Linked DNA regions of Homo sapiens: region 2 is linked to region 1. Evidence: chromatin contacts called from ENCODE Hi-C or POLR2A ChIA-PET data. All regions are on one chromosome and are shown on one strand. Each heading gives the region's core, a stretch centred on a gene start or an enhancer-like site at or near the end of the contact. The rest is flanking DNA. Distances are from core to core; before and after follow the strand shown.

What was found. A loop is a pair of places that touch in the nucleus more often than their neighbours do. ChIA-PET counts read pairs that join two places held with the same protein, here RNA polymerase II (POLR2A). Pooled maps may share reads with other maps.
Region 2: a loop to region 1 is called in a pooled map, with 4 times the contacts of the local background. The contact joins two enhancer-like sites. A Hi-C loop is called at or near these places in 4 of 50 pooled maps. POLR2A ChIA-PET finds 5 or more read pairs at or near these places in 2 of 52 experiments (AG04450 and CD4-positive, alpha-beta T cell).

Annotation. Positions count from the first base shown.
Region 1 is chr6:146,912,121-146,916,227 of GRCh38, reverse strand. All of the region lies in intron 7 of STXBP5-AS1 (STXBP5 antisense RNA 1), which reads left to right. Among named protein-coding and RNA genes, the nearest start is that of LUADT1, 240 kb to the left of the region's middle. Within about 2 kb of position 1,312, at least 29 of the 41 ENCODE cell types and tissues checked have a DNase peak (open chromatin) inside an H3K27ac peak, as active enhancers do.
Region 2 is chr6:147,320,106-147,324,343 of GRCh38, reverse strand. All of the region lies in intron 16 of STXBP5 (syntaxin binding protein 5), which reads right to left. Among named protein-coding and RNA genes, the nearest start is that of STXBP5-AS1, 120 kb to the right of the region's middle. Within about 2 kb of position 1,748, at least 7 of the 41 ENCODE cell types and tissues checked have a DNase peak (open chromatin) inside an H3K27ac peak, as active enhancers do.

The sequences.
Region 1 (4,107 bases), core at 63-2,562:
TTCAGTGGAACTGCTTCTTGGTTCTTCACTGGAACCCACATCTACTCTTCCATCTTCAAATAACAGGAAAATGGAAATTTGTTCCTGTTGCATTCTTCACCCTCAGAATTCATCTGTTGTGCTGGGTCATCCAATTTTCTATTCTTCCCTTCCCCAAAAGAAGTGGCATAATCCAGTGGATGTCTAACTTAACACACAAAGGCAGAGAAAAATGGGTTCTAGTTTATTCCTTGGTTGTTGGGAGGTGGAGGAGTTTGACTTACTCCATGACTCACTTTTCTCATCTGTGTAATGAGGATAGTCATTCTAACATAACTTCCTCCATTTCAACTTCCTGCCTGGACACTTTTGTTGGAGCCTGAATGCAAGAGCCATTCTCACTGGGATGCCACAGCTCTGGAGACTTCTTATAGATGTTGTTTGGAACACTCCAGGCTTGGAGATGGGCCTTTAGACACTGCCTGTAGTACTGCTTAGCAACAGCTCTACAGACATAAAGAGATTGCAGTGGCTGCTCCTTCCTGGCTCCACCATTCAGCAAGAGCTCCACAGGTAATCTGATGACCATGATTGTAGCAATAAGGCTCTATGGCTTAGAGTCTTGGCTCTGGAGCACTTTAAAAGATAGAGTCAGAATTTAGTTGTTTGGGCTCAAATAAAATTTGACTTTCCAGAGTACTGAAAATAAAAGAAAATGTTTATTTCTAGTATTTTTATTGTAAAGTGGTAAAAACTGTCTCAAGATAGTTGTAGGTGCTGAAGTGATCAAGGAAGTAACTAGTTATAAGCAGATTATAAAAAACTAAACCTATGGTAGCCAACCTTTGATTCTCTGTATCTCAAAGTGACCTCTCTCTGAGGACATTAATTTGAATCTTCCTCTGGTGTGATGAAAAAAGAAATTCTTATTTTCATTTTGCTTTGTAAGGAATTTCTTTACCCTTTCCTATGCTTATCAGCATATCGTTTTCAAAATCAGCTTAGCAGACCGACTGTGACCTTCCAATTGAAATGAAACATCTTCCTTTTTATCAACCGAAGGTTGTGGCTTTTGGCATGAAATTACCCAGATGGATTTATTAATTTTAGCCTCTTAACACAGACTCACTCAGACTCACCTAACTGATGAGTTTCCAGATAATAAAGAAAAAGACCATTTTAGAATAAAAATAACAACTCAGAGTCTGAACTGAATTTGCCTGGAGAATTTTCATTGGTTCATACCGGATGACTCACTTTACAGTAAATTCCAAGTCTGTGGCCAGAAAATTTGTGAGTCTGAGTCAGATAGACAAGAACCTTAATAAAACAGGAGCCAATGGCCCTGGCATTCCGCTCAGCAGTGCCTTGAAAACACAGGCACTAATAAACTGCTTTGTGAATTGTCTTTCTGGGAATATCTGTATGTTGCAGAAGGCTCGTTCTCCCTGCAGAAGCCTCTATGCTCTCCTGTGAGAGGGCTGGGAAGCAGGACTTGCTGTGCTCTTGTTCTTTAATCACTTGTGAGGCAACACAGGGTAATATTATTGTATCATCTGGCCAGCTGACAGGAAGAGATTAAAAATTATTTCAACAGCAATACATTGAAACTCCAAAGTAGTCCAGGGCATTGCGGTGACCTTCAACGAACCCTTGCTATATGACTCAGAAGCAAGATGCAGCCAAGTTGGGGCCAAGATGGATTTTGAGAAAAGGCAAATTCTGACTTTTCTGCCTCACTGGATTCAGCATCTCCTGCTTACCCAGAGCTGTCTGAAACAGCACGAGAAACTAGCGGAGTCTCATAAAGTGTGTTACTAAAAAAGCTTAGAGGACATTTATTTTAAATGAGAAGAATTACTGCTCATGGTGGTTTAAAATCCTAATGGTCACTGTGGGTCTCCTCTGAATACCAAATCTCCTTGTTGAGCACTTGCTGTGTGCTTCTCGACAAAAATGGAAACCCGAGTCAAAAGGATAGCCTTGAAGTCTCTTTCCTCCTTTGTCCCCTCCACGTGGCAGAGCGTATTTTTGTAGTTTGAGATCAAGTCTGCCAGCTTGCATTAGCATATCATCCGCCTGGTTACCAAGAAAATGTGCCTGAAGAAGAAAAACAAGAGCGTGTTCGCGGTCATTAGGCTCACATCATGAGCATGAATCAGCAGTTTGGAATTTGCGAGGCTGGGGCTGAAGTAGGCTGGGGAGCCAGCAGAGCCAGCAGAGTGGGCAGGAGAACTCCAGGCTGCCTGACTGCCCCTTGCCTCCTCCTCAAGTGCAGCGCAGCCACCCCTGGTTAAGGAAAAGGCTGAGAGACCCATGACGCAAGGATGTCCTAATCCCTGCATGTCTGCGTTTTCCTGACTTCTTTAACAAATGTTGACCATCTGTAAAGGCAAAAAACGCCTTTGATAGTAGTTATATATGAATCTTTGTATTTGAAAGAAACAGAAATTAATGCAAAAAAATTAATTTACTCTGATTTGCTTTGGACATTTTCTATCATTGGTGTTTGAAAGCAATACTAGTATGCAGATACTAGTGTGGCTGATTTATGCCATGCACAATAAATATACAAGAGATGAAAGATAATTTTAAACTCCTGTAATGCTAGCAGTAATGTAGATAATTGACAATCTGTCTTTTCGCTCCTACACCTCGTGTGCATAAAACAATGCCCACCTTGCAATAAACACTCAGGAAATGATTAATAAATTAAGTCTGTCTTTTGTCTTTCCTACATCCTTGTGTTACAACATCTCTCTGTGTGTTTGTTCCACAAAATGTCTAAATGAAGTCATAGCTGCATTTTTAAAGCACCGTGTTGCTTTGCATGTACCTTTTCATTATCTTACTAAGCTCTCACAAAACACCCTTTAAATCTTCACTTATCAGATGAGAAAACTAAGGCACAGGCAGGTCAAGTGACTTACCCAGAGTGAGGGGAGTTACTTGACGGTAGAGGCAGGACTTTAACCCAGATCTCCTGGCTTTTCAGGGCTTTCATGCTCTCCCACAATGAACAAGGCTGTATCAGTCAAAAACTCTCTCCTAGTTATCGTGACTTTGGGTGAAGACTTTGGGCTACGGTGTTGCATCTCACAGGAAGTCTGTGATCAGGGGCAATTGATCATTTGACCCTATTGTCAGTCATGAACCCTGCAGAAAGCTTTGTTTTATCAGACAGCTGTCTAAAGAAGCAGAAGGTTTAGAGCAGTTGCCTTCAGAAGCAGCACTTCCAGGAGACAGGGAGGGCTGGAGCAGAGACAGGGTGGTGTTCAGGATTGGGCACCAGGAACGTGTAGATGCAGAACCCCCAGGTGTTCACAAGAAGGGCAGCCAGGAAGGGACATGGGCAATGCTTGGGCCAGACCACACTTCCTTCTCTGTTCTGCCTGTGTCATCTTCTCTTCCTAATCTGTGTGGGTTGCCATCATTCCATGGCTCTCCTGGGTGATTCTCTAGGGCCCATGACTTAATGCTGATGGGATTAATTTTAATGGCTCTACACAAAGTCAGAATGCTCTTTTAATAATATACTATTGATTTTCTCCATGCATTGGGTGTAAGCTTATTTCTGCATGGGATTCTGTGGAGCAATAGGAGTTTACATTTATATTCAAATCTGGCAGCCATACGTCAGGCCTCCTCTCAGGATGAGCACAGACCACTGTGGTGCACCACTATGAATCTGTATAATGAAAACTGCCTTTGCTACTTTCCTTTTTCATTTTAGGAAAAGGAAATACATTTTGTATACATCAATGAAATTATTAGAATACCCTCTGATACAGAGCTCAGCTCTCTTGGGAAACCAGACCTCTTATGGGTGAAGAGAGAAATAAAATATTAGGAAGCTAAATCATATGTATCTTTATCTTGGCTCTTAGCAGCAAGGCAACTTTATAAAATGTGATTATGAATTATTGAAATTTTTCTTAAAGACAGAAAACTATAAATAAAAGTCATCCAAAGGAAAAACATTGCCATGATTTATGTGCATTCTTTAAATAATTCACCAAGAGGAAATTAGAAATATTTGTTTATATGCTTGTTTGTTTATGAGATGTTTCTGTCAAAAAGAATTTAATAGGAAATCTGTTTTCACTCAAGTCCAAATTGAAATTTCAG
Region 2 (4,238 bases), core at 499-2,998, 410 kb before region 1:
CCGAGATCGCGCCATTGTACTCCAGCCTGGGCAACAAGAGCGAAACTCTGTCTCAAAAAAAAAAAAAAAAAAAAAAAAACCAAAAAAAAACCCCACAAAACTTAAAAACATGAAGTAACATAACGAAAAACTGTCCAAAAACAAGTTAAAAAAATGAGTTACAACAAATATGAGCAATTTGTGTGTGTGTGTGTGCACCTACTTTCACTGTAAAACAAATCTACCTTGACTTTGAGGTGACAGTATTTTTGTTCGCAGAGACTCTTTTTTAATAATTGCTGGATAATGCTACAAAAAATGCTCTTGCAGAACACAGACAGAAAACCCATGTTCAAGGATTGATAAGTGTTAAGTGTGGCCACAGTGGTAGGAGTGTGTAGTAAAAGTGAGAAGACAGCAAGACAGGCCAGGGCCAGACTTTAGAGGGTCTTCAAGTCCTGTCCACAAAGGTTTGATGTTGGTAGAAAGAACTCTCAGCAAGGTGGACTTTGAGTACTGATTCTGTTACTCACCAGCTGTCTTTTCACCTAGAAAGTGGGAGTATTACTACCTAGTCACAATGTGAGGAACTTGTGACTGCCTATGAAAAGTACTTTGCAGATGGTCAAATTAGACAAAGGTAATATATTTTCATTATTAAAGAATTAAGACAGGCTGGGTGCAGTGGCTCACACCTATAATCAGAGCACTTTGGGAGGCCGAGGTGGGCAGATCACTTAAGGTCAAGAGTTCGAGACCAGCCTGGCCAACATGGCGAAACCCCGTCTCTACTAAACATACAAAAATTACCCGGGTGTGGTGGTGAGCACCTGCAATCCCAGCTACTCGGGAGGCTGAGGCAGGAGAATCGCCTGAACCTGGGAGGCAGCGGTTGCAGTGGGCTGAGATGGCACCACTGCACTCCAGCCTGGGCGACAGAGTGAGATCTCCGTCTCCAAAAAAAAAAAAGAAGAATTAAAGGCCAATGAAGGTTGATAAGAAATATCTGGGGAAGATTAATTTGGTGAACATAGGTAAGACGAAGTAGAACAGGGTCACCAATTGGGAAGTTCCTGTGATTCTGATGTGAAACAAGAAAAAGGGAGATTGAAACACATTAATGGAGTAAGAACAGACAAGGCTTTACATTTCAGGAAGGCAGAAACCTTGCAGCTATTAATACTTTTAACACTGGCACAAAAGAGGTACTCAATATTTACTGAATGAATTGGAGGTTGAGTAGAGGTAGGGTAGAGGAAGAAAAGAAGAAACAGTGAATGTACAATCAGACAGAAGGAAGGGAGGGAGGGAGGGATAAAGAGGTAGTTTTAGGAGACCATGGGGTTAAGTTTGAGATGATGGTAGAGAACTACAAGTGAAACTAGTCAGCAGGTATGACTACCTATTCCCAAACCTCATGAATAGTTAAATCCATGCTGAACTAAACTTGTCATTAGGATTTTAGAAAGGAAGAGATAAAGAGGGGTTTAAAAGAGTGTGAGACCTTCTGAAACAATACCTGCTATACTTGTACCAGAAAACTTCAAGTGTACTTGAAAGGCACATTTTTTTAAAAAATGTGAACAATTTTAGTGTGTGACTGCTTTTATTGTAAAAAACTCTACTATGACTTTAAGTTAAAAACATTTTTGATTGCACAACTCTTTGCCTAGTAATTGCTGTAGCAAAACATATGCAAAGCCTGGTTACTTCCGCAATTCTTAAGGCTTCTGCCTTGAAATGACAGTGTGTGAGAGAACAGCAGGAAGACTACTCGATGTTGAATTTCCTGCCACCAAACTCAGAGGTAAGAACCCTTCTGAATTATTCAGTTGGTATTTCTAATGTGGAAGACCATGGCACCTCGTGTTTTGATGACATACATGCTAGGAAACAGCGAAAGTTGTTCAGACTTCAGGGTAAATGTGAATCACTGAGGGCACTGCTTATACGAATTGAACTACAGTTCACTTCTGGCTGGTCAAGGTTTGCAAGGCAATGCATTCAGAACTCTACACTGGCTGATGCAAAATTTCTGAATTATTCTTAGGGAAATACCCACTAATCAGCTACAGCTCTCCATCTCAAGCGACAGAGTAACAACTGAGGCATTTCATTTCTTCCCAGAGTCAGCCTTGACACAGGAGTAGACTGAAGGGTCTGAGTGGTCTATCTTCTACTTCTATGAATTAGGTATAGAAGGTTAGGGTCAAGGAAGTGTCCTCCCTCCCTCTGGCATATTAAATGTGCACGACAAATTCTCAAGAGCAGAACCAGGCATTCCAGGGATAATTTTAGAAGTACATATATGGGCACATTTAAGATTTAAGTGACCAGGACACACAGAACTCATGGAATTCTTATTTTAGTTAGTATAAGGAAACAAAAAAACGTTCTTAAGTAAAAATAAAAAGGCAGCCAAACATGATGCAAAATGGTAAAGGATGAGAAACCTAAGCCAAGAAATGAAAGCAGGTAAGTTACATTTTAAAAATATGAAATGGGAAGAGGGTGTTATGCTTTATTCTAAATGGTTATGGTATAATTTTAATGTTTTTAATATATTCAAGTTGATTTGTTTACTTTTTAAGGAAAAAGTTTTATAAAGAGTTCCATAATTTGTACAAACGTATTTTAAATGTTAAAGTGATGCGTAGAGCCTCACAGTTTCAAAATGATTGTTTGAGCAAGTACCTTGCAAAGGGACAATAAAAATAATTCAAAAACATAAAATTTCATTGCTAAAAGAAACAAGTCAAACGGCTGCCTTTTCTTTTTTACCTCTTTTTTTAAGAGACAGAAACTCACTCTGTCACCCTGGCTGGAGTGCAGCTATGATCATAGCTCACTGTGACCTTGAACTCCTGGGCTCAGGCAATCCTCCCACTTCAGCCTACAGGTGATGTCGCCACACCTGGCTAATTTTTTAAAAAACTTTATTGTAGAGATGGTATCTTACTATGTTATCCAGACTGGTCTTGAACTCCTGGTCTCAATCAATCCCCTTCCTTGGTCTTAAACAGCTGCTTTTAAAATGTTTCTTCAAATAAACCAATTGTAAACAAAGGCATTTTATATGAAAAAAGCCTCAATATTATATTTTAACATCAATTTTTGTTATACTTCTTACTTTAAGAAACTGGCCTCTAGGACTGTGGACCAAAACAATGTCAAGTTAATAAATACCTGCATTTATTTGAAGACTATTAAAAGAAAAAAATGAGGTATAAGTTGTTTGTGATTTTTAAAAAAATCACTAATATATAGATTTTAGACAAAAATGTCCAAAACTTGTACTTTATGTCTTTCACTAGCTTGTACAATATTCTACTAAAAGACTAGTTATCTCTCTCATGACTCTGTCTCCAAAAATTGGTCCTTTAGTAAGGTAATACTAGAGAATTATTATTACTAACAAATTAATTTTAAGATAATGGCTGAAGAAAAGGAAATAGTTATCATGCAATCCCTATGTTTACAATCTTCCCATGCATTCTTGTTCTTGGGTTTTCTCTAAAATCCAGAAAAAGGATCAAAATAACCATAACTGTATCAATAGAGCCATTACTTTATGATATTTTTTACTATGATTTGTTTATATTTCTAGTTTTAAAAATCAATACTTAAAATTTTAAGTAATGTTGTAATTTAAATGTATAACTTGATGTAACAATATATAACATTATCTATTAAAGTTAGTAAGAATTTGCATTTATGTGACCAGCCAAACCACCCCCCATGGCTGCCAAAAACAAAAATCAAGCATGTGTACACACACACACACACACACACACACACACACACACACACACTCAAATTAGCAGGACTGCTTCTCCACATCTGTTGTATTTTCTTGAGTGTCAGTGGAACTCCTGGGCTTCTCTCTACCCTCTTTCTAACTCTATCCCAGGAATGGTAGAGTCCCTATGTAGCCGGTAAATATGGAAATAATTAATGTAGCCCTCTCATTTTCCCCTCAACCTGTGTTCATTTGGGAGCAAGTCTGCCCAGGGGATGCATTTTCTTTTCTGCTGCTGCAAAGGCAGTGTTCTTAATACTGCCACGACTGGGAGGATAAGGCTATCTCTGTATACAGGTCAGTCAGTACCAGGAAACCTACCTGGCTCTTGTGCTAGTTGGCATCTTTACCTTTAACAATAATTAAGGTGATATTTTTAGTCACCATCTGAAATTATTTTATTTCTTAATGTGTTAAGAATACAGATGGGGGCCAGACACAGTGGCTAACATCTGTAATC